Regions from separate parts of the Homo sapiens genome. Here region 1 is linked to region 2. The links are chromatin loops, found by intact Hi-C in ENCODE. Cell type or tissue: gastrocnemius medialis. All regions are shown on one strand. Links, peaks and the distances in the headings refer to the core of each region. The heading gives the core; the rest is flanking DNA.

Evidence for each region. A loop is a pair of places that touch in the nucleus more often than their neighbours do. Peaks named below come from ENCODE experiments on the same cell type or tissue, not always from the same donor. Only the 100,000 strongest peaks of a DNase experiment are listed, where the experiment ranks them.
Region 1: it touches region 2 in a loop (2.2-fold over the local background); 6 of 110 quality-filtered maps call a loop at or near these places.

The regions. Positions count from the first base shown.
Region 1 is chr18:46,404,022-46,412,021 of GRCh38, reverse strand. All of the region lies in intron 1 of ARK2C (arkadia (RNF111) C-terminal like ring finger ubiquitin ligase 2C), which reads right to left. Among named protein-coding and RNA genes, the nearest start is that of ARK2C, 74 kb to the right of the region's middle. RefSeq lists an enhancer at 1-259. In gastrocnemius medialis, for the core only: a CTCF peak has its summit at 3,543 (motif pointing left); DNase peaks (open chromatin) are centred at 435, 1,062, 4,251 and 5,350; H3K27ac peaks cover 5,520 bases.
Region 2 is chr18:46,272,480-46,289,855 of GRCh38, reverse strand. No RefSeq gene overlaps it. Among named protein-coding and RNA genes, the nearest start is that of ARK2C, 53 kb to the left of the region's middle. In gastrocnemius medialis, for the core only: a CTCF peak has its summit at 8,514 (motif pointing left); DNase peaks (open chromatin) are centred at 8,495 and 11,198.

The sequences.
Region 1 (8,000 bases), core at 1-8,000, 130 kb before region 2:
CCTGCCTGCTGCAAGTCAGATCCAATTACTCTGCTGACAAGAGGCTTTTAGCCCAGGGAGCCTGGCATCATCGACCCCACTCCAGGGAGCTGGGCTCCATGGTGCCCCTGCCCTTCCTCCTCTCACTGGGCATCCACAGGTTCAGGAGAAAGGGACCAGGGAGGTGTAAAGATCACACATACACGGCTCAGCCCCAGGCTGTGATTCCTGCATGTCCAGCTACTTGACTGAATCTGGCTTGCTGGAGTCCCCCTTTTGTTCACATTGGGTGAGCAGCCCCAAGTATCTGACCCATATCTGAGATTCCTTCAGTAGGGCCTCACCCCTTTGGAACATGAAGACTTTTTCAAGGTCCCCAACTAAGATCCAAGTGCCCCTCCCTGGGATGGGCTCTCGTCACAGCTGGGGACAGGAAACTAGTACACATATAGAATATCAACTCCGTGAGGCAGAACCTCAGCTGTCCAGCTCACTGCTGGCACATAGTAGGAACTTACCAAATGTATGTTGAAATGAATCAATCGATAGCAAAGGGGACTTGGTGAGAAAATGCAAATGGCTCCATGCAAATCCTTGCTCAACTGCAAGAGTGAAAATTAATCAGCTGACTCAGAGCATACGTCCTATTCAGGATAGTCACATAGTGTCAGCTCATCTGCAAAGGCCAAGTACAGAGGCCTCTAGGAAATCTCTTTCCTTTCTCCAGCCAATGCCACCATAATTATCTTTCAGCAAACTCACCCAACCCAAAGCTACTTGCCAGTGACCCTATTAAACCAGCAAATGCCAAGAGCTAAGCTCTCTCCTGCAATGCCTCACACTGCCTTCCCCAAGGGGCTGTCGTTTCCTTTCTACCCTGGCTCTCTCCCTTCATTCAACTCTCAAAATTATCAGGTGCTAAGGGAATGCCAACAAAAAGAGCTGTCATTAAGGGGTGCCTGAATCCATCAGGCGTGTCTTACCTGCCTTGTCTATGACACCTGTCACTTTTCACTTTGGGAGGCTCATCTCAGCAACTTCCCCAGAGTGGAGACAGAGCCTTGGGCATCTGCCACCCATGCACAGCCAGCACCTGACACACACTGGTGCCCAGGAGATGTCTGATGAATAAATAATTGGGGGTGAGGCAGGGCCTCCCGTAAACATTACAAAGGCATGTGTAGAGTTTAAGGAGGACTTGCTGACCACTTTCATGAGCCTGGACAATTGAAGAAACGATGCTTAAAGTGAGTTTACCATGCAGCAGCCAAACCAATGAGAACAAGAGGAATGAGTGGCCCTCCTGGTCATGGGGTGTGTTTGCTTCCTTTGTGACAGATTTCCACTTGTTTGTTTGTCAGGGAGGCTCCCCTTCAGCCAGGCCCATGGACAATTATTGGTGATAGATTTGAGTGTTTCTGGGCATGGCTCCAGGTCATAACCAAGATCTAGGTCCTGCCAGCATCTTCCTGGGACGAAATTGACAGCAATTGTCAGAAGGCTTGTTCAGCTTGTTAAGGGTGAGCCTTCAGCTGAGGCTGTCAGTGCAACCCTGGATGGTGAGTTTGCCCCTCAGTCTCACAGCCTAACGGGTTCAGTCCTTCACACAGCTGGCTGGCTGCCTCCTCCTCCACCTTAACTGTGGGAAGCCAGGTGTGTGTACACAGAAGCTGGAATGATGATAGTTGCAGGCACAGCACCAGTAAGACATTGAGCACCTGGAACACATTCTCTGTCTCTAGCTTTCTCTCTCTCTTATTAGGGATAGCTGGAAAGCAGAAAAGCCAAGGTGAGAGGAAGCAGCAGAGCTGAGGTGCAAGAAGCCAAGCTTGGCTAAGCATTTGGGGCCTTAAGAAATGGGATCTGACCAGAGCAGGGCCCTGAGGTCATGTGACCTTAGAAGTGGAAGATGTATTGATCGCTTGATCACCAAGACCTCCCACCCACTACTCCTCACCACATAAGTAAAACAGCAGGGCCCACAGTTGGCAGTAAGATTATAATTTGGTGCAACCTCTAAGGAGAGTGATTTGGCAAGATCATGAAAATCACAAATGCTCAAATCCTGTCTACTGCAATTCCACTTGGCATCTTAAAGACAAAATGCATATAACTCCATGCAGATACACAAACAAAATGTGCTCTATGGCTGGTAAGTACAAAAGACTGGAAACAACGAAATGTCCATCAATAGGAGAACATGCATTATTGGGGAATATTGTGCAGTTATGAGAAAGAATGACAGTAATCTCCAGGATGCCTTGAAGCCAAGAAAGCAAGACGCCTGAAGGGCCCATCTATCCTGAATCCTCCCTTTTACAAAAGGGGAGCCTAAGACCCAGAGTGAGGACTGAGTGGCAGAAAGCCATGCCCCTGCTACTCAGAGGCAAGTTCAATACCAGGACTGAGACTGCCTGACCCCCAGACCAGAGGTCCCTCCTCTGCACCACAACTTCCACTCTGGTTAGATGTGGCCAGGAGCCCACAGCCTCTTAGCTTCCCCCAATCCTAATACTCAGCAGCTCAGAGTCAGACGTCTCTTCTACTGTCAAATCCAGATTCTCAGTGTCATTTCTTCACTTCATTTCCTCCTGCCCTGTCCTCGGCTAAACTAACGAAGAGTGCATCACCACCACCGTTTACCTGCAGATGGGCCAAACCTCAAAGGATCCCTTGAGCTCATTCCTTCCCTCTTTCTCAGAAGATCACGTCAATCTCACCGGACTTGTTTGTTCTAGATCATGATGGCTGCTCCCAGGACAGTGTCTGTCCTGGCAAAGGTATCTCATATTGCTGTTCCCCTTTTTTCTCCTTTGAAGTGGAAAATAAACTTGCAGACTATCCTTTCTTTTGAGGCATCAACATTCTTTTCCTGATCTTGAAGGCCTGCAGTTGTAATAATGGCTGACATTTCTATTGCACCCCCTGTATGCCAGGCACTGTTAGGTGCTCCACATATATTAACTCATTTAATCCTCAGAACTCCATGGTGTAGCTACCGTTATTATCTCCACTTAACCACTGAGTGACCAAGGCTCAGAGAGGTCAAGTAACTTTCCCAAGGACAAACTTTAAATAGAAGATGGTCCTGCGGGCAGCTAGGCAATGAACAGGGAACTGAGACTTGGAACAAAAGCCACAACTTGCAGAAAGTCCTGTGTGATGACTCAGAAAACAGATAACAGTACCACTGGGATGAAGGCTCATCACAGACTATCTAAGCTCAAAGTCTTTTGACACCAGCTCATTCACAACCATCTGTTCCAAGATAAGACCACAGACAAACTGATCTGACAGCAATTCCCTAATGGCTGGTGTGTTCTAAGGATGTGACCTCGGACTGTTCCAGCAACCCTTCAAATTCTGACCAAGATGATGCTCTAATTAACTCCAGCCCCCAAACTCTGTTAAGTGTCCCTCCTACAGTGCCCCCTTTAGGATGCCCCACAGTTCCCATGATGTGCTCTCTTCCTCCCCGCAGCAGGCTGATAACCTTAACTCTGTTTGACTACGGGTAAGTTCCTCATGGCCCTCTGCTGGTGGGTTTTAATGGGTTAGACCTGGAATTTGAAGGCTCTGTGTGCTCTTTAACCTCTATGGACATTCTGCTGCCTCCAGATTGTCATCGCAGGTGCGTGTGCCAGGCTGACACCAGTCACATCAGCCTAAGGCCAACTCTGGCTCTGGGTAGAAGGGAGGTGGGACCAAGAGATGACAGGACAAGGCTAACTCCTTGGCAGATGCCCATCTTCTCAGTAGCCCCTTCACAGTTTCTTAAAGCAGACCTAAGACACCTTCTGCGGACCTTCCCCTGAATCAGTAGCCTCCATCACAGCCTCTTTATCAGCCCCCACAATTCCTTGCTTCCTCCAGGGCAGACTCCTCAACCGAGGGGTCATTCCTGACTCCAATCCACTGCCCCGACCTATCTGAGCTACTTCCAGGCCTCCAGACATCCTGGAGCTTCCCCACTTCCAAATATCTCCCTTGGCTTTTTCCCCAATCCCTGCCACCCCATCCATGATGTCCAAACTGACTCAGACTTCAAAGCTCAGCTGCTATGCCACCTCCCCCAGGAAGGCTTCCCTGACCACCTCTCTGGATCTTTGCCACTGTGAAATCCTGAAGACGCCACCAATCTCTGTGCTTCTCAGTATGCCAGGTTCTCCAAGCAGCTTTGTGACATTTGTGATGATGTAATGCCTGTGGTGTCACCCAACTTTTCACATGGGTGGATCTCATCACTCCAACTATAATGTAAGTTCTCTAAACATAGTATTCTCCAGATATGTCTCAAGGCATTGAGCCCAGCACCAGCTCCCAGCATGTACTGCCCTGCTCTTAATTTTTAAAATCCAACTATGAATAGCAACTGTGACTCATTTTTCCCACGCAAGCCACGGCTGGAGTCTCAGGTCTGGAAATACCCTCTGCATTAGAAGGGATTAGCCTCCAACTTCAAAAACAAAACAAAACAAAACAAAAAAACACTAAACAAGACCTCTGCCTAGGAGAAAATCTACAAGGAAGAACGTCAACAGGCTAACACTGTCCTGTCGGGTGATAGGATTAGAAATGATATTTGGGGAGAGAAATAAAGCCACATAATAATAATGATGATGACGACAATATGTCACAAAGAAAGAGAAAACATGTGAGCAAGCAAGAAAGGGCCAATCCCCATGCTATCCATGGGCAGCAATTCTCAGTGGGGTGTCAGGAGACTGGTTAGGAGGAGAAGAAGAATCTTACCCCAAAAGACTGGGTAGGTTTGAAGCTGGACTCTCAAGCTGGAGCTGGTCTCCCACTCTGTGGGGTGAAAACTGCACAGGCCCCAGAAAGGGGAGCAGAAGCCCTGGCCACTGATCCCAGTGCCTCAAATAGATCTCAAACTCAGGGGAATTCAAGGCAAATCAAAGGTAACCCAACTTTGTGTGGTAGGATGCAATTTATAGTACTCATTTCCCTCCAAGAGGTGGTAGAGGCCGAGGCAAAAGTCGAGTTCAAGAAGGTTTTAGATAATTCTTAAATAAAAGCACCATAAATAGTCATTTTTAAAGGGAAACTAGGCTGTTCAGGGACATGATGAGGGTGATCTCAGGAAAGACAGCCACCCTTTCCCTACCCTATCCTTATGTGTCCCATCAGGGTAAGGATTCTGGGCTAGAGGGGCCAGAGCCTGGAGCTGCCTGACATCTGCCCTCACCATCCGCTCCCAGCCACCTGCCAGGCCCAACGCCAAGGAGGCAGGTCCCTGTGGGACAGGATGAGGAGCAGAAGCAGCCCATAGCCCAACACCTGGCTGCATTACCGGTGGCTGGCCCTGTGCCCAACCTGTACACTGTGAGCCCACATGTGATCCCTCTGTGGTCAAACTTGTCAGCCAGGGCACACTGAGGGCACCCGGGCCAGGTAGAGTCAGCCTGGGGCCCCAGCCTCCCATCTCCTGGCAGGGAGACCCTGGGCAAGCCAGGACCTCTCTGAGCCTTGGTTTCCTCAGCTGCATGAGACAGATGAGAGGCACTCTAGAAACTCTCCCAGTTCCCACCTGTGTTCCACTCCAAGGACATCCTGCTCTTGGGTTTTCTGGAAGCCTGGGATTAAGAAGACCAGAAGGGCTTCCAGTCCTCAGAGGCTGGATTCCAGCTGGCCAGCCCCGGCCAGCACCCACAGGGCAATGGCAGTAAGAGGCTGGGGCCATCCCAAGTGTGGGCTGCCTGGCTGTCGCTCTGCTGCAGCTCCCACGCCTGCCCGGGGCATCCAGTCCCGTGACAGTGGCCACTCTCTGGGGAGGTTGAGAGGGGGGTTCAATGCAACAAGAGCTATTGGGAGTGGAAGTTTGTGACGACTCTGGATGCAGGCGTATTGGGGGTGCACATGGGGTGAGTGTCTGCATGTGTGTTGGGGTAAGTGTGTGTCTATGAGGGGAGTGTAGGAGTGGATATGAGTGTACACAAGGTCAGTGTGTGAGTGTGTATGTGGGAGGAGTGTGTACATGGGTGTGTAAGGGTGTACACACACACAGGGGTATGTATGCGAGTGTCTGAGGGGAGTGGGTGGCATGTGTGGATGAGTGTGTAGGGTGTACACATGTGTGCACATGCCTAGGCAGAATCCCACTCCGGGAGGAGGAAGGGAGTGTGGGTCCTGCAGGAAGGTTGATACAGGGGATGGCTTCCCTGCCAGTGATTCTAGAAAATAGTGCCTCTCACAGCAGTAACCCCAAACCTTAAGAACCTCTCACCATCCCCAGACCTTAAGAAATTCTTTGCCTGGATGGCTCACATAGACATCATATTCAACCCATCCTGGATGGCCCAAATACACATCAGACTCAAACCATCCAAATCAAGTCCATTTACCGGGCCCTGCTCCTCCCCAACCCTACCCCTCAAGCTATATAGAAGCCTCATGGCCCCAGGGGCCCAGGTCAGCATCCCAGGAACCTTCTTAGCATTTTTCCTCTTGCGCTGTCTCCTTCGCCCTCTCTCTCCAACCTTTCACCCACTTTTGCTGTTTCCACATCGCCAACAGCCACTCCCACCCACCACTCCATCCTATTGCCTCAGCTGTGTCTGCAGCCCTCCTGTCCCTGCCTGGGCCACTGCTGTAGCACCTCACTGTTCCCACTGTCTGTCTGGTCTATGCTGCCTGCACATTTCAGCCAGGCCCCCTTCCGAGTGCCAGCCCTGTGGACCTGCAGAGCTTCCCTGGCTCCCAGCAGCAGCAGGGACAACCTGTCTGGCCACGGGCACCTCCCAGAGACTCTACTATTTCTGGGGAGCCCTCAGAGCTGATGAATTGCTGACCTCTGAGCTACACATTTTACTATGGGATACTCTCCAAGTCACTTGACCTCCCTGTGTCCCAGAGAGCAACCCCACCAGTATGCCACACTGTACACCATAGACATGTTGAAAATAATAAACTGCCATTTTATGAATCAGGTCCTAGATAAAAGGGGTTCTATGATGAGCCTTACCAAAAAAAAAATTGGTGGGGTCTTGCCATATCATAGTTGCCAAGCTAAGCTCTGTGGTCCAGTGGAAACAACAGAGACTTTGGAGCCAAACGGAGCTGAATATGTCTTCTGCATGTATCATACATACCAGCTGTGTGACCTTGAGCACCTCACGTAACTTCTCTGAACTTCCTATGCCTCTGTTTCTCCAACTCTAAAATGGAACTAATAATCCCTACTTCATTGAGTTGTTTGTTTGTTTGTTTTGGTGGGGGGGTTGTTGTGTGTGTGTGTATGTGTGTGTGTGTGTGTTTGTGTGTGTGTGTTTTGAGATGGAGTCTCGCTCTGTGCCCCAGGCTGGAGTGTGGCGGCGCGGTCTCGGCTCACTACAACCTCAACCTCCCAGGTTCAAGCAATTCTCCTGCCTCAGCCTCCCAAGTAGTTGGCATTACAGGCTCCCGCCACCATGCCCTGCTAATTTTGGTATTTTTAGTAGAGATGGGTTTCACCATGTTAGTCAGGCTGGTCTCGACCTCCCGACCTCACATAATCCACCTGCCTCGGCCACCCAAAGTGCTGGGATTACAGGTGTGAGCCACCACGCCTGGTCAGTACTTCACTGAGTTTTAATGAGAGTGAAATGATACAATGAAGATGGAGTGCATTGCATGTCCCACACGAAAAAGGTGCTTAATACCTGCTCATGTCTTCCTGTCATCCTTCTTCCTATCCTTGACCCACATCCATCAAAATTACTTGGGAATAATTCATTAGCTTAAGAGAGGAAGCGAGCCATCCAGCATACTCATACCACCTACATCTTCCAACAATGCTATGCTGTAACGTAGCACCAGGAAAGAACTCGCAGGTGTGACCCTAAAAACATTGAGCAGTTTTCGAGAAATCAAGAATCATAGCTGAGGGGTTTTAGACCGTAAATCATATTTAAATTTTTGCACAAAGAAAAAAGATGAAATCCTGAAACTTTCCATGGGAATGTAAAAACACCTTGACAAATCTGTAATGGATTTTGAAGTGGTTTGGATCACTTAAAAAGAGA
Region 2 (17,376 bases), core at 5,325-13,324:
CATCTGCCTTCTCACTGGTCTTGACTCTACGCTCTCTCCCCACTAATTTGCTTTGCATTCATTCATTTGACAAATACTTACCAAGTCCTGTTATGTACTGGGCACTACATTTTTCACTGGGGATACAGCTCTGGCCAGAAAGAGTGTGTGAAGGGAACAGACAAGTAAATTGACACCATGGTGAAATAAACTCCATGACCCAGAAAGGATGGTGCTCTAGGAGTGTGTAGACAGAACTCTTAGGCTGTGGGGAGGGGAGTAGGAACCCTATGCCAGGACTCTCTTTCAGTTATCTGGCTGTGACTTGAGAGGCATCAAAACCTTTCCTGGCGATAGCAAACACAGCGGCTGCATAGCAAGAAATATTTGGGAAGGCTCCAGAGATCTGTTTTCCCTGATACCACTCACTCTTCCCTGATATCCCCATTCCAGTCAACGAGGAGACATAATCCACAAACTAAAATCAGATTTAGAAATGATGCCAGGCATAGTGGCTCATCCCAGCACTTTGGGAGGCTGAGGCAGGAGAACTGCTTGAGGCCAAGAGTTTGAGACCAGCATGGGCAATATAGTGAGATCCCCGTCTGAATTAAGAATTAAAAAAAAAAAAATAGCCAGGCACTGTAGTAAGCATCTGTCATCATATTACTGGGGAGGTTGAGGCAAGAAGATCGCCTGGGCCCAGGAGTACAAGGCGGCACTGAGCTATGATCATACCACTGCACTCCACCCAGGGCAACAGAGCAAGACCCCGTCCCTTAAAAAAAAAAAGAGAGAGAGAAATAGGCTGTGTCAGAATTTTGCTCCTGTAATTGATCAAGGCAAATGGATTTCTGATCCTTCAGCCATCTCAGATGAGTGGCTTTTGGCAGAAAGGATTCATTACATCATGGCATATTTATTATTCTCTATCTACTTTCTGCCCTGGCTTAAAGTTTTTATCTCCACCTTTTAACACCTACACATATTAGAAATACATTCATATAGTGTATTTCTCTAAAATACACTGATGTAAAACATAGTGCTCTTTCACTGTTAAATTCCCTAACACTGGGTGGGTACATAGCCTGAGTCTGAAAAGAGCCACGGTTTCAGTGATGTCTTTACTGCCAGACCCTCCAGGATGTGAGAATGCATGTTACCCTTCACCTCACTTTTGCTCAGTCCATCTCCCACGGACCCCACAACAGGACTTCAGAAGTGGGCTGTAGCCAGGGGCTAGACCACTGGAGGACATGCAGACAGTCCCCTCCCAGTATGTCTCATCTTGGCCCTTCTTGGCATACCTATCTCATTTCTTCCTCACCGGGACCTGGCCCTCTTTGATGCCCAATTCACAAGATAGGATATTAGACCCGCAGCTCTCAAATTTACAGTGACTGCAAGAGATCACTGAGACTGATGCCAGCCAGTGATCTAGTGTCCCAGTTCCAAATTCCCTGGAGGGACTCTGAACATCCCAGTTTGGTCAGGATTCCATCCCTGGACCAGTCAACTCTGGCCTGACAGACAGGTATGTCCTCATAACTCTTCTTGCTGTAATTATGTAGACTGGGATGGAGCAGTTTTCAGAAGGGATAAAGATTAGTTGGGCTGACAGCCCTACAGATGTGCAACCAGCATTTTTGTTTTTTGTTTCTTTTTTTTTTTTTTTTTTTTTTGAGACGGAGTCTCACTCTGTCGCCCAGGCTGGAGTGCAGTGGCATGATCACGGCTCACTGCAGCCTTAACATCCCAGGATCAAGCCATCCTCGCACCTCAGCCTCCTGAGTAGCTGGGACCACAAGTATGTGCCACCATGCCCCGGCTAATTTTTTATTTTTTATAAAGATGAGATCTCCGTATGTTGCTCAGAGTGGTCTCAAACTCCTGGGCTCAAGCAGTCCTCCTGCCTCAGCCTCCCAAGGAGCTGGGATTACAGGCACCCAGCCCCCAACCAGCTTTTAAGGAATGCTGGAAATAAATGCAAACACAAAGTAGACTGAGAAGGACCATGCCATCGTTTCGCCACCATATCGTAGACCTTGTTTTTCCATCTGCTGGGAATGATTTCCACCATCCATCCCACCCATGGACCATCCCAGAGAATTCTCCGTGTGCCCAATTCAGATGTCACCTCCTCTCTGGTGTCTTCCTTGACCCCTACAGACTAGAATAATTGTACCTCTATCTGGGCTCACAGTTCACATTACATTAGTCTGTTCTAAGTGCTTTCATTGCTTACATTTGTGTCTCTCCTCTCAGACTGTCGTTTTGTGGATGCCTCTGGGGTGATGGCTACGTCTCTTCCTTGTAGCTTTAGCATTAAGCAATATAGCTGGCATACGGTAAGAATTCAGGGTATGTTTATTGCAACAAAATGTTGATTAATAATTATTCTTCATTTGAGGTTCAGTTCAAGCCCTTCTACCCACAGAAACATTCCCATTACTTACCTAATGTATGTTGAGTGCCTACTGTTTACCCTACCCTGTTCAGGGTAATGAAAAGAACCCTTAGCGCAACTGCGAAGCAAGCAAAGGCTTTCTTTAAATATCACCAGAATTCCTATCCTCACCACTCCTGTTCCTGAGACTTAGATCCCTCACCCAGATTTTCAGGGACCTGCTAACTGACCTGATGAATTTAACTTTCATCTTCCAGGGTGTCCCATACTCAGCTCCCACAAGACCTAATTACATCATATGCACATCAGCGTCTAGCACATAGCTAGGGCTTCATAAATGTTACTAAGCTAAATGAATGAATAAGCAAATGAATGTCACTATCTTAAGAATCCCATGAGGCTCCCAATTGTAATACTGATCGTTATGGACTGAATGTGTGTGTCCTCCTGAAATTCATATGTTGAAGCCCTAAGCCCCAAGGTCATAGTATTTAGAGATGGGGACTTTCAGAGGCAATTAGGTTTAGATGGGGTCATGAGGGTGTGGACCCTATGATGAAATTGGTGTCCTTATAAGAAAAGGAAGAGAGTATGGCGTTCCCTCTCTCTACCAGTCGGGACAAAATGGAAAGGTAGTCGTCTGCAGCCCAGGAGGAGAGCTCTCACCAGAACCTGAACTCTGATGGACTTTGATCTTGACTTTCCAGCCTCCAGAACTGTAAGAAAATTAATTTCTTTTATTTAAGCTACCCAATCTATGGTATTCTGTTATGGCAACCCAAGCTAAGACATGATTTTTCAGAGAGTTTTGCAATTTCAAATACTGTATTCTGTCCTCTTATCCCCATTAACATGCTATTGTTTGTTAGATTATCAGTCCTGAGTTTGGTTTAGCAAATAAAGTCATTTTCATTGCCACTATAGTGACCTTCAAATCTAAACAGTCCTGCCTGACTTTCAAGGCCCTCTGCAATCCATCCCACCCTATGTACATACCTACAAAAAAACTCCCTCCTGCCCCTGCCCTAATCTATTGTTTCAGTAGAGAAAGTACTTCACACATGTAGCAGATACATTACTGGGTTTTAAAATAAGTCAACTGTAGAAAAGTTGGAAAAATCAAAACAATCCAAAGGTGAAAACATCTCCCACAGTCCAAGCATTAATATTCACTTCTTTGCCATCTCTTTTCAATGAATTTAACTATATTCTTCCAACAAAATTGAGAGCACACTGTTTTGCATCATGTTTATTTCCCTTAGCGATAACTAAACACATTTATTTCTGCCTCCATGTCTTCACCTATAGATATACAATCTTAGCATTGAAAGGAGCCAGAGAAGGGCAGGGAATCTTCAGTAACATTCAGAGAAGAAAGTGACACAAGAACTAGCTTCCACTGAATACTCCCAGGAATGGGCACTCCCCTCCCTCCCAAGGCAGCCTGACCCCTGAGGGAGAATTTCTTCCTGGAACGCTCTTCCCATTGTCCATGAGCTGAAATTGGCCTCTCTGAGCCTCTGTGTTCTACTCATGCCCCCTTGAATGGTACCCGATAGACTACAGATTCTTCCTGACAGCCTGTTGACTCCTCAAAAACTGAGAGCATGACCCCTTTTCTAGGTTCAACAATTCTGAACCCCTTGCCATCTTCTATATTACCTAAATTCCACTCTGCCGGTAATTCTTGTCAGCCGTGTTATTAAATCATGCCATTCAGTTAGAATTGTAGGTGTCTTTTAGTTACTTCTTTACAATCTTCTGTATTTTCCCAATTTCTTACCATGAATGTATATTACTGCCATTATTACAAAGAATAATTTCATGTATGATGTTACTTCTCTGTTGTCCTGCTATTGCTTTTCACTCTTAAATGGCTGGCGCCTCCAGAGCCACTGACATTCTCTAATGTGCCATCCCTCCCCATCAGAGAGAGGGTCAGGGTGCTCCTCTGACCCTCCAGTGACTGGATTAGAGCCCCTTGGCTTCCACTGTCATGGACTTCGCCTAACGGGACATCCCCCTGTTCACACATCACTTTCTCATGACCACACAGAGAGCATGGGAGACTTCGTTCAGTGCCTTGTGATGATACCCTTTGCATTTCCTATGATGCTGACAATAAATATGTGACGTGAATGAAAAAAAATTATTGGCTGAGCACGGTGGCTCATGCCTGTAATCCCAACACATTGAGAGGACAAGTGGGTCACCTGAGCCCAGGAGTTTGAGACCAGCCTGGGCAACACAGCAAAACCCTGTCTCTACACAAAATACACACACACGCACACACACACACAAGAAAAAAATTAGCCGGGCATAGTGGTGTGCACCTATGGTTCCAGCTACTTGGGAGGCTGACACTGGAGGATTGCTTGAGCTCAAGAAGGCAAGGCTGCAGTGAGCCATGATTGTGCCACTGCACTCCAGCCTGTGTGACAGAGCAAGATCCTATCTCAAAAAAAGAAAAAAAAAAAAAAGGAAGAAAAGAAAGAAAAAGAAAACAAAATTATTTGATAACGCAAGTCCCTGGGAGTTTGATTTGACATGATTTTAATGAGTTAATTCCAGGATGGGCACAGTTCTTCGCAAAGTGCTCCCAAACCACCTGTTTAATAATTCTAGAATGCTACTGAGTGTCGTTAAGCTTACATCCCAGGAATCATGTTCTTCACTTTTTGGAAATCGGGACATTTTGCTCCCTCTGGCTGGTTGGTCCTTCCTCTCTTTCTGAACTCATCCTAAAAGTCCTGTCTCCTTCTCCGGCCATTCAGGACCACTCGGTGGACTCTCCCTTCCTGCAATTGTGGTAATTATTCAGAACCAGAATGAAACAACAGCAGTAGTAATAGCTGCCACATACTGGGAGCTTGCTCTATGCCAGACACCACGCTCAAGGACTTCACAATGCTTCATCACGTGTATCACTTAGCACTGTATCATACTTTTGAATATATATGTGTGTGTGTAAAGTTTTAATCACTTGAATAACAGCTGCTATTATGACCATTTAGCAGATGAAGAAACTGATTCAGAGAGGTTCAGGCTCCTGCACTGAGCCTTAGACAGTGAACAATTTCAGGGTCCAAACCTGGGTTTATCTGGGTCCAAAGTCCAAGTTCTTACTTCCTCTACCCTGGCATTGTTTCTGGGGCTTTCTATGATTTCTGAGGCTTCCATCTGAATATTTCTGGCACGTCCTGTGCAGCACCTAACATGGCCATAGGCACACAGTAAGGGAGTCCTTAGGGGCCAAGTGGTTTTTCTAGAGCACTGGCCGTGGTCCTGCCTCTTGTGGGTGCTGGTGTCATCTTTCACCTCTACCTCCAGGCACCGGGAGAAGCTGACTGGAGGGGATTTGGCAGAGGCCAAAGAGGGCTCAGCCCAGCTGTCTCCACCTCTCTTGCTGGATGGGAGAGGCACCACATTACAGAAACTGATATACCCAATGCCCTGAGACCCAGGGAGGGCAATCCTGTGAGAAGTTTCCACCCTTTGTTCTCTCCCACCGAGCCCCCAGGGGCTGATAATCTAATTCTCAACAAGTCCTTCCTGGCTGGTAATTGAATTGTGTTTTCCTCCCAGTCCAATCAGGGCCCTCATCCTACATCTGTCTGACAAAACACTAGGCCAGGCATCTTGGGAGGGGCAGAGACCTGGGAGGCACTTTTCAGCTTCCAGGAGCTTAATATTTCAGTTGCCACAGGTGCAGGGACTGACATCCTATTGACTAGCAATCCATGACTGCTGCCCACTTCCAGGACAATCGCTGAGGTCAGGAGGGCTCAAGGCGGTGAGCCTTAAAGGAGGGTTGTGTTGTGGAGGAGGGGATGATGGTCAGCTGGGTTCTGGTAGACAGGGAGGAAAGGCGGAGGTGTGGGCAAAGTCCTGGAGGTGGGAACATGCACGACACATTCAAGTAACAAGAAGTAAGTCTGCCTGGATGGGCCTTCACTGTCTTCAACCGAGGGATGACGAATGACTCCAAAACACTCAAATTGTTCCTGGGAAGTCGGGTGGGGGGAAGTGTGAGTCAGCAGGCTCCTCTCACTATGCCTATGGCCCAGCCTCGGTCTACAGAACAGAGAGAGCCTGGTGCTGGAACTGGGTGTGCAAGGGTGCCCCAAATCAGGACACAACCACCTCATTCGTCCAGCCCAGAAATAGGGACATTTCTTCATCTCCTCTCCCACTCCTACCTAATCTAATCTGTCTCCAAGTCCTGCCTATTTCACCATCTCAGCTCTTCAGTCATCTCTCTGGCAGGCAGGCACTGTCACATCTCCCCCGTCTCTTGGGGACGAGCCCCTCCCTGATTGCTCTCCTCCACCTTGTTGCTCTCTGGCACATCCACACATATCTCCATGTGGCTCCCCCATGCATGCCACTTTCCATGGCTTCCCAGTGCCTTTAGGTCCAGAGCCTTTTGTGGCTTTGTCCTCTCATCTGGCTGGTGCCATCTCTTGCGACTCTTAAGCTCCCCAAAACATTCTGGTTTAGTGCTGGGCCTTTAGCTCAATTTATGATTACAACGCCCATACCACCAGTGCCTTCTATATGTGCTTAATCCTCACGGAAACCCCGTGTGGAAGAGGAACAGAGAGGTTAAGTGACTTGTCTGTGGTCACACAGCTGGTAAGGGCGGAGCAGGATTCGCACCCAGGTGACTTATTCCCATAGCCCAGCTTCTTTATTTTTAGAGACAGCGTCTTGCTCTGTCACCCAGCCCAGAGTACAGGGACATGATCATAGCTCATTGGAACATTGAACTCTTGTAGTCCAGCTTCTTAACACTAGATTATAGTCTCTTCAGAAATGTCTATGGACACCAGTGGCCTCCTAGCCCTCCACATTCCCCTCCAACGTATGTTCACTATCAAGTCCCAACTGCATTTAAGGTTTCTGCTTATCTGACACCCCTCCACGAAGCTTTCTCTGGTGCCCCACTGTCCAGGTTTGGGTTAGGGTAGTGGTTCCCCTACTTTAATGCACACTGGAATTACCTGGGAATCTTTGTAAAAATCCTGCTGCCTGACTCCCACTCCTAGACATTGCGATTAAATCAGTACAGGGCGCACCCTAGACAAAAGCTCCGTAGATGACTGTAACTTGCAACAAATCTGGTAACAAAAGGCAGTGCAGTCATTCTGAAATTGGAGCAGGCATCAGAATTACCAGGAAGGCTGATGAAAACAGATTGCTGGGCACGGCCCCAGACTTTGATTCTATACATCTCGGTTAAGGTCCGAAAATATACATTTCTAGCAAGTTCCCAGGTGAGACTGCTACTGCTGTGGGTCCAGAGACCACATTCGGAGAGCCGCTGAGCTAAGGAGTCCTCCAGGTGCCCAAATGATCCCAGAGCACCCGGTGGTCATCGCCACCTAAGCCCTTATCACATCTATTCTAATTGTCTGTGTGCTCCTCCACTACCCCGGCCAGGCCACAGCTTTCTCTGTTATCTTTGGTAACCAGTGTCAACAGAGGTTGGGTCAATGAATCCACGAGACACCCAGGCAGGCTGCGCACTCCACAGCAATCCTTGTTTCTAACTGGAAAAAGTTAGAAACTGAACGCCTCCTGGGGGCAAGCACTGTCCTAAGCACCTCACACCAACGGCCCCTTAATCTTCACAAGCACTCTACAAGTAGGTGCTACTACCATTCCATTTCAGAGACCCTCAAGGAAACCTGAACACAGAGGGGTGGAGTAACCATTGTGCTGGGAGGCCCTTTATCAGGTGACCCCAAAGCTCTCCCCCACCACCGGACCCACATGCCCAGTCTAGACTCCCAGTGGGTTTCCGAGTACAAGTCTCCATCTATTGGTGGGTTGTGAGATCAACCAGTGGGTGTAAGCAGCATCTTTTAAATGACCCAATCTGGCAGACCTGAACAGAAATAGACAAGAATACACTCAGGTAGTGACAGTAAGTGTTGTTCAGCAAAACATCCATGTGCATAAGCCTATACTGGCTCATGATATAAAATCTATGTCTGACTGTGAATCATAGTCAACAAAGTTTTCAAAACATTAGCTTAGAGAAACAGCCTCCAAATCTCCAAGCAAGTCCTCCGTTCTCCTGCCAGAGACGGAACTAGGGAAGAGCTAGGTTGGCCTCTGCTGGGCACTGCCGGGACTGCATCATGAGCCTGGTAAAGTGCCCCTGGGCAGGAGGGCTCTGCTCTGCGTGGCTGTGGAGAGGGAGTTCCAGTTTCAAAATACAAAATAATAATAATAATAATCAAATAAATAAAATAAAATGTTAATTCATTTTTATTTCCAAAACAAATTCTTCCCTGGCCATCAGTCCCACACTGTCTCCGCTGTGGTCGATGGCTTTGTCTGTAATCATTTCATCTTCTCAGGTAGAGCAGAGGCTCCTGAGGGGCCCCAGGGATTTGTGTCTCCACCCAGACCACTGTGGCTGGCTGACTGGCCAGCATGGAAGAAGGAAGCTGTTGAATCATTTAGCTCATCATGTAGAACCATTTAGCTTATGATACTGAACATCCAAGCAAGAAATATTAAGGCCTGGGCCTTTCTCTTGTTGCAAAATCAAAGACGGGATATAGTGTGTAAAATATATTAAGTAGCTGACCGCGCACAGTGGCTCACACCTGTATTCCCGGCACTTTGGGAGGCCAAAGCAGGAGGATCACTTGTGGCCAGGAGTTTGAGACCAGCCTGTGCAATATAGTGAGATCTTATCTCCTGCCAAAAAATTGTTTTAAATAGCCGAGTGTGGTAGTTTGCACCTGTAGTCCCAGCTATTCAGGAGGCTGAGGTGGTGGGGATCACTTGAGCCCAGGAGGCAGAGGTTGCAGTGAGCCATGATGGCACCACTGCACTCCAGCCTGGGTGGCAACAATGAGACCCTATCTCAAAAACATATCAAGTAGCTACTGAGGCAGGTAAGCATATATCCTATATCACCAAATCTTTGTTCCCACCTCACTATACTCACTTTACAGATGAGAATACCAAGGCCTAAGATAATAGGCTGATAAGTAGAGTAGCAAGTTCCAGAAGCCAGGCCTCTGGACCTCTAGGCCAGTCCTCTGGAGACAAGCAGAGGGGGCAGGGTTGGCCGGGACCCTCTTCCCACCTGGGCCTTTCATTTGCCTCTACCTTTGCTGTGCCTTTCAACTCCCTACAGTGTCCCTGGCAAAGCTAATTCCTTACAGATGAGACTATGGTCTTTGAAGAGTGGGGCCTTCCCAGTTGAGACCTCTTTGAGGTTCCCAAACCCTAACTACTCAATTTGTGGCCTTACAGATAGTACATTTTCACTATTTTTCACAATAACCGCCTTCTATTGGAGCGTAAATTCGACTAAAAGGAGGCTTTCTTATCTACTGTGCACCATGATAGTTTGAGCTAAGCCTGTTTCGGGGTGGGGAGCTCAGGACAGCTGGGTAAATAGTCGAAGAGGGATTTGGAGATGGGGAAATTTGCAGGGAAACAGATGAGGAGCAGTGAAGAAACGAGGATCGCAAGGTGCTCACAAAATGGTACGAGGGTACTACAAGATCTACAGTAGACCCAGCCCACACCCAAATGCTTGGGCCCTGGCAGTTCTGTGGAGTAAGAGAAAGGTTTCATGTCCAAGTTTGAAGTCCATGGCAGAACAGAGGGAGCACATGCAGACACAGGAACCAAGAGGCAGAGGTAACCCCAAGAACCTACACCTGAAGTCCACAAACATCTTGGAGTGAACTTTGAGTTTCCACAGGGCTTTCCACAGAGAAGACGGGAGTCTCAGCTGGCATCTCAAGAGAAACCCGAGTTTCTGGGATAGCCCTGTGTTTACCTCTAAAACACACCAGGAAAGAAGGACAAACTTCCCAAGAAGACCCTCGGGAAAGCAGAGCAATGCAAACTGCAGTAAACCACCATATGTAATCAATCAACAAGGAGGTATTAATACCAGGCCTCCTACCTTATCACTTCTGCACTTATAGCCTGCAAAACAAGCAAAGAACAAAAAAGGCTCACAGGTTAACTCTCTCGACAGTCTACCCTTCCTCCCTGACAACTGTAGGTATAACTATGCCCACCCTTGCCTCCTTCCAGCTTCCAGGGAAGGTTTTCCTTACCTGATCCAAGTTAGTTCATCTGGCTTTGAGTACCACATTATGTCCCGGGGCTCTCTCTCTTCCATCAGTCATCCCTTTCTGGTGTCCCAACTGGTGCTTTGTCATCAGCATATACAGGATGTTTATCATTCCAGTATCTTTTAAAACTCTTCCTTGACTCTACAGCTCCTTCTGGCTAAGCCCAAACACTTGCTCTTTTCCTTCCCCTCAAAGCTCCTGGAAAGAGTCTGTACTCATCTTCATCGACTGCCTTCAAGGCACTGGCTTCTGCCCCATGGTGCTGAGCTCAATGGGCAATAATTGGTTCTTACTTCCCATGGCCCCTGCAGCACTGCCTGCTGGCCCCTCTGGCTATGTGAAACCAGCTTTCACAGCATCACTCTCATGGTACTTTGCAATGCCCTTAGAACAGGTTTCTCAGCCTCGGCACTAGTGATATTTTGGGCTGGATCATTCTTTGTTATGGGGTTCTGACCTGTGCACTGTAGGATGTTCAGCAGCATCCTTCACCTCTACTCATTAGATGCCAGTAGCAGGTTCCTGTTCCCGTTGTGACAACCAAAAATGTCCTCGGGCATTGCCAAATATTTACTGGGGGGTAAAATGGCTCGTGGTTGAGAACCCCTGCCTTGGAAGGATGCCTCTGCACTGGCCTCTTAGGAATGCATTTTCTCTAGCCTGTGGTTTTATCTGTCACCACATGCTGATACATAAATCAGCATCTCCAAAAGTCACGTGGCCACTGCCTGCTGCACATTTCCACGGGATGTCTCTTCAGCACGTCAAGCTCAGAGTGAACTTGACCTTTTCCTTCCTGTCTTAGTTTGAATTCTCCTAGGAGCAGAGATTGAGACAAGGATTTAGATGCAGGTGGTTTAACTGGGAGTTGATCTCAGGACATAGAAGTGAGGAATTGAGGAGAATGAAAAAGTGAGAGTGAGGAGGAAAAGCCAATATAAGGTCCATCATCAAAGTCACTGCCATGAGCAATGGGGGCTCAATTCCGCTGGGATCTCCTGAAAAACATACAGAATGCTTCCCAGAACTGTCCAACTCAAAGAGGCTGGGGCATATGTCTACCGGCTCCCATCCTCCATTGTTGAGGGTTGTCCCAGGGCCATTAACTCCCCTAATTTCTGGGCTCTGCTTGAGTCACACAAGCCAAACAGACTCCTGGGACTTCGGAGGAGGAGCTGAAATAGAAATCTGAATGATGCACTCCGTGTGATGGAAATCGGGGTGCTGTCAGCATGAGTCCAAGCTCACACAGAACTGCCTGCCACAGCTGCAGCTGGTCAGAGGCCGAGGAAGGGGATGTGACGCAGGACATGGAAAGTGGTCTACTCCCTGCTTGCACCACTCTGATCCACCCATGCCCCACATTCATTAAGTCCATTCTGTTACTGGGTCTTCAAGGTGGTAGCCAGACATCTAGCAAAAAGATTTCATACAAGAAAGTTAACAGAAGGAGCTACAACCCTGCTCCCTGCTGCTGTAAATCCAGGGGCTGACGTTGCTGTTCATTGTCTTCCTTCTCCAGCCTCTATTCAGGATTTTCCTCATTTTCAGCATTTGGGCTGTTCCAGGTTGCTTGCCTGATGGGTTGACACTTATTGATATCCCTGGGGGTCTGAGCCCTCAGGTGACTTCGCTTTTTCAGGCCATGCTTGCTACAAGGGCCCATGGCACCAAGAGACATTCTCCTGGATTTCAGACCTATTCTTGAGTGTATTTTCTGAATGTTAGACATTCTTTCACCTTGGTGCTAGTGGATCACTGAGAGTGATGGTGAGAGGGACCAATCCTGTATCTACCCTTGATTCCCGAATCTGTGTGTTCCAGCAACTGGTACCACGTATCAGCTATATCCTGAATGACAATAGCCAATCCCAGTGTATCATCCTTGAGTTGGGAACCTTAACTGAGTTTTTAAATATATATATATATATATATATATATTTTGTTGTTGTTTTTTGTTTACCTTTATGGTTTGACTCTGGGAAACTGAGTTTTTAACAAGCCATCCCATCATTCTATTAGGTCCATGGCTTCCCCTAGTTGCGGTATATAACCACATCAGTGAACCCCCGGTCATGCAACCCTTATTGCACCTAATTTGCCACAACATGGGCCTCTTAATCTACAGTGATGTGATGAGGCATCATATGTAGATAAATCAGGCACTCCAGAAACCCTCAGCTTAACACCAGAGGTAGCAACACCAGGAAAAAGGATTTGCTGCCCTTTCCAAGGTAGAAGGGCCCTGGTGTAGTCAAGATGCCTCAAGTGGCTGGCTGATCAAAGGCACAGGGCCTGTCTCTGCACTGACAGATCACCAGTCAGCAGTGGCAGTAGCTATCTCCGTGGGCCCATGCCTCACCTCCATCCTGGTCACCATGGCTACTCCATTCATAGGCTTACTGTGCAAGCCCTGGGGACAAAGCTGGCCTCTACAGGGTGAGTCACATTGTCCATCTTGCTGTTCGGCACCCTTCCCATGGTGGATGCTCTCTAGGAAGCATTTGTGCCCACTCCCATGGGATCATCCACATGCGTCTTCCCCAGACCTCCTTGTCTCCTTTCTCATCTTTTCCCTTTCAGGCCCCTTACTGACCAACCAAGCCATTTGCTGCCCAAGATTCCATATGTATTCTTATGGAACCCTAAGTCATACAGTCCAAGCAACAGAAATACATACACTCCTATGTATTGCAATAAGGACAATCTAGAATAGAGAGAAGGAAGACAATGAACAGCAATTTCAGCCTCCAGATCTGCTGCAGCAGTGAGCAAGGTTGTAGCCTGTTCTACTTTCCTGTACAAAGTATTTTTACGAGATGACTGGCTGCCACCTTGAAGACTCAGTGGCAAGACAGTCTTAATGTGGGGCATTAAGTGGCTTGGAGTGGTAGATTTATCCCATGCCAGGGAGGCTCAGAGAGTGTGCAGTGGGGAAGGTGGCACTTCCAATCCACCCTATTTTTATTTCTTCCTGCATCAATAGGTCTTTTCAAGCTGTATATTCAGCAGGCCTGACCATGGCCACACACGAACATTTACAAATCAGAAATTTCATCGCATCCCCTTCTTCAACCTCTGATTTCAGCTACAACTGTGACAGACAGTTCTGTGTGGCCTGGATACTTTTCCCCTCTTTTCTAAGTTGGTGAGCAGGCGTACATGAACAGGCTTGAAGCTCTGCCCACTGCAAGAATTTCCCCTACCCACTGTCTTTCAGAGCTACCTTAACTGGGGCTTTAAGTAGAAACAGCAGTCCATTTTGGCTAACACCAACACAATGAACTAGGCCTAGGATTATTCTAGAGTAGTCACAAGAAAATCTTTGGTGTGAAGTGAAGGAGAGTCATTAATGCCACAAGGTGCCAGCCTTGGGGGCCTGAGGAAGAGGCATGTGCAGCTTACTTTTACCCTCTGGCCCTGCTCATGCCTGATCCCTGAGCTGTACACCTTCCATCTTAGAATGAATTGCTGTTGGCCTGCTTGAATTTATGACCTGAGTGGCACAAAACCCAGCTCATGATAAACATCTCTGATGTCTTGATTAATTATATCCAATGGTCAGATGCTCTGTCTCTACCAGGACCCAAAACACATTGGGATCTGCTTTTCAAAATGTTTATAGTTCTCTGCTGCAGAAGGCATAGCCTTGCTCCAAAATCCTTAGGAAATCTATAACACACCTCTCCTATTGCAGCTTGCCAGAGACTCCACACTTCATGTCTCTCCACTGGGAATACTTCCAGCATCGTGGATTTGCTGGGTCATATGGTCCAAGTGACAGGGCAGCTAGCATCGTAGCCTGGCTTGTGCTGCAGAGCCTTTCCTTGCTCCAAGTCATGCAATAAATGGCTTGGAGCAGTATTTCTAAATATGGTATGTGTTGTGTTCCAAAGCCAAAGAGCACCATGTGTTCTTCTTAATGGCAGAGCAAGGGTCCCCAACCCCCTGGTCGCAGACCAGTAACCGTCTGTGGCCTGTTAGTAACTGGGCCACACAGCAGGAGGTGAGCAGCAGGTGAGCAAGCATTACCACCTGAGCTCCGCCTCCTGTCAGATCAGCTGTGGCATTAGATTCTCATAGGGGCACAAATGCTATTGTGAACTGCAAATGCGAGAGATCTAGTTTGCATGCTCCTTATGAGAATCTAACTAATACCTGATGATCTGAGGTGGAGCAGTTTCATCCTGAAACCATTCCCCCCATCAGCCCCCAGAAAAACTTTCTTCCACAAAATGGGTCCCTGGTGCCAAAAAGGTTGGGGACCACTGTGATGGAGGATACAAAAGGCAATTAATTTATCCTCACCTCAGAGGGCACATGTGACCCAAAAGCATCTGCTACACTCTCCAAACCTGATGCCTTTTCTGTATTTCCTACTTAGCGAATGCAACATCTGGCAGCCTTTCTTCCTTTCTTCCTCACCCATGGGCTCTGCACCTCATCCCTCACCCCTGCCAACACTGCATGAACAAGTCCTACAGATTCAAACTTTATTCATTCTGACCTCTCCTTTCCATTTCCCCTCCCACTGCCTTGATTCAGCCTTCATCATTTATCTGTTTTGATGCCTGCAGAAGCTTCCTAATAAAATTCCCTACTTCCAATATCAATTCTCCTCTAATTCACTCCACTGCCAGGGAGAGTGGCTCTTATTCCTCTCTTCTATACAATACTTACATTGTTCCCCATCATTTCAGAGGTACATCTTTGTTGCATTTATGTATCTAGATGCCCATTTTCTACCTCCAACAGTAGGCTTTTTGCAGGTAATAAACATGTTCTATTGGTTTCCAGAGGTGGAATGTCTGTGGAATGTTAGTGAGGCATTCAAGGTCCTTTGCCACATAGCTCTTACGTCTCCAGCTTGCTCCCTATCACTTCTGCTTTCTCCCAACTACTAGTCCCTCTACTGAGCCATGCTCTCTCTCACCTCCATGCCATGCCTGAACTTTGAATCTGAATGACTCCTACCCACACCCTCCACTCTTTACCTCCCTGGATTCCATTAATTCCTACTCATCCTTCAAACTCAGCTGAACTATTGCCTTCTCCAGGAGCTCCTCCATCATTCATTCATTCCATCCCACCAGCTAGTTTAGGGAGCCTTTTTGTTCTCAAAGCACCCTGCATTGAGTGCTAATCTTAGCAGCATTTGTCAGGTTTTGTGACAATAGTTTGTTACACCAGACAGAGGTAGTTACCTGAGGATGAGGATTGCCCCAGGGTCTGGCTGAGTGCCTAGCACATAGCAAATACCAAGCACTGGCTCAACCAGTGAAATGTGCATAGTCCAGAGGTAGTAAACCCCCAGCCCTCAAGCTAAACCAGTCCTGCAGACAAGTGTTGTTTGGCCCACACAGTTCCTGGCTGAGAGGACAAACAGGATTGATCCAGGTTATAAGACTTTCAAGACTGATGACCCAGAGCTGGCCTCCATTCTCTTTGGTTATCTGTCTAGCCAGCCAGAGATGTACACAGGAAACGTCAGACCAAGGATGCAAGTGACCACAGCTCCCTGGGTGCACTCAGTCCCTTACAGCAGTACCTCAATTAAAACTCCAGGTCTCAGTAGTCTGCACAAAAATGGGGGTCAGAACACCAGAACCACCCTAGGCTGTTTTTTATCCCGTGCCAAGAAGGCTCACAGTGTGGAGTGGGGAAGGTGGCACATCGGTGACAGTCCACCCAATTTTTCTTTCTTCCTGCACCAACAGGTCTTTTCAAGCTTTATATTCAGTAGACCTGACCATGGCCACACATGAACATTTACAAATCAGAAATTCCACATCTACATTTTTAAAATCCAGATTTCCATCTTTTCTTGAAAAATCCATAGATATGGCAATACTGAACATTTACTTTCATAACAGTTGCAGCTTCCTCCTTTAGACTGGCATAAACTCTATCCAGTTTGCCACACTCCCCATTTATCTGGACCAACGAATTATTTCCATTAACAGCCTTGCTTCTATAGTCATCTGAATCTGCAAATTCCAAACTGCTGTCTTGTTACCTTATTTGATCCCTCCCCCCAAATCTAGGGACGGTGGTAGGCATACAACTATCCTCCCTTTTAGAGATGAAGAAGGTAAGAACCAGAGAGGTGGCTGGCCTCGTAGGTCACACAGCTTGTTAGCAATGAAGACATGACCCAAAACTAGATCTTGGGACTTGTGACTTTTCACCACCCCAGGCCAGTTATCACATACCCAACTGTTGCTTGCTCCTTTCTCTAAAGTACTTCATTTATGTCTCAAGGATGCATGTAATGCTTTAACTGTGTTGCTGTGAAATAGACGGCAGGCCTACAGACAGATTTTGTTATGCACACTTCTCAGCTGAGCTAGCCAAACAAGGACCAATGTAGAGCTGACAAGATGGATGGAGTGAACTAGGCCTCCACTCATTAACTCTTTATGACAATCCTGTAAGGTAGGAACTATTATCCCCATTTTATGAGTGAAGAAGTTGAGGTCCGGGGAGGTTAAGCGAATGTATTCTTTGGTTCTATTGGCTGTTAAAACAATGACATACTTCAGTTCCAGCTGGTAAGGGGCCCCTGCCCTGAGCTGCTTGAGTGCCTTCCTCACCACCCTGGCAGCCCTGCCAGGATTCACACAGTGTAGCAGTGTTAGGGTTAATTCCATATCTGTCACAGACTGCGGTTGCCAGGAACTTGTGGCAGCCACACCTCCAGTGTTAATTCTAACTGGTTGGTGCCTGAAAGGATGCTGAAAAATTTTTGAATATTTCACCTGAATAAAAGGTTTGCATTCTTAAGATATCCACTTTTAATGTTATGGCAAATGAATCCACTCTACCAAGAGCCCAAAGAGCTAATCAGCAAGAATTTAGCCAAGACTTGAGGAG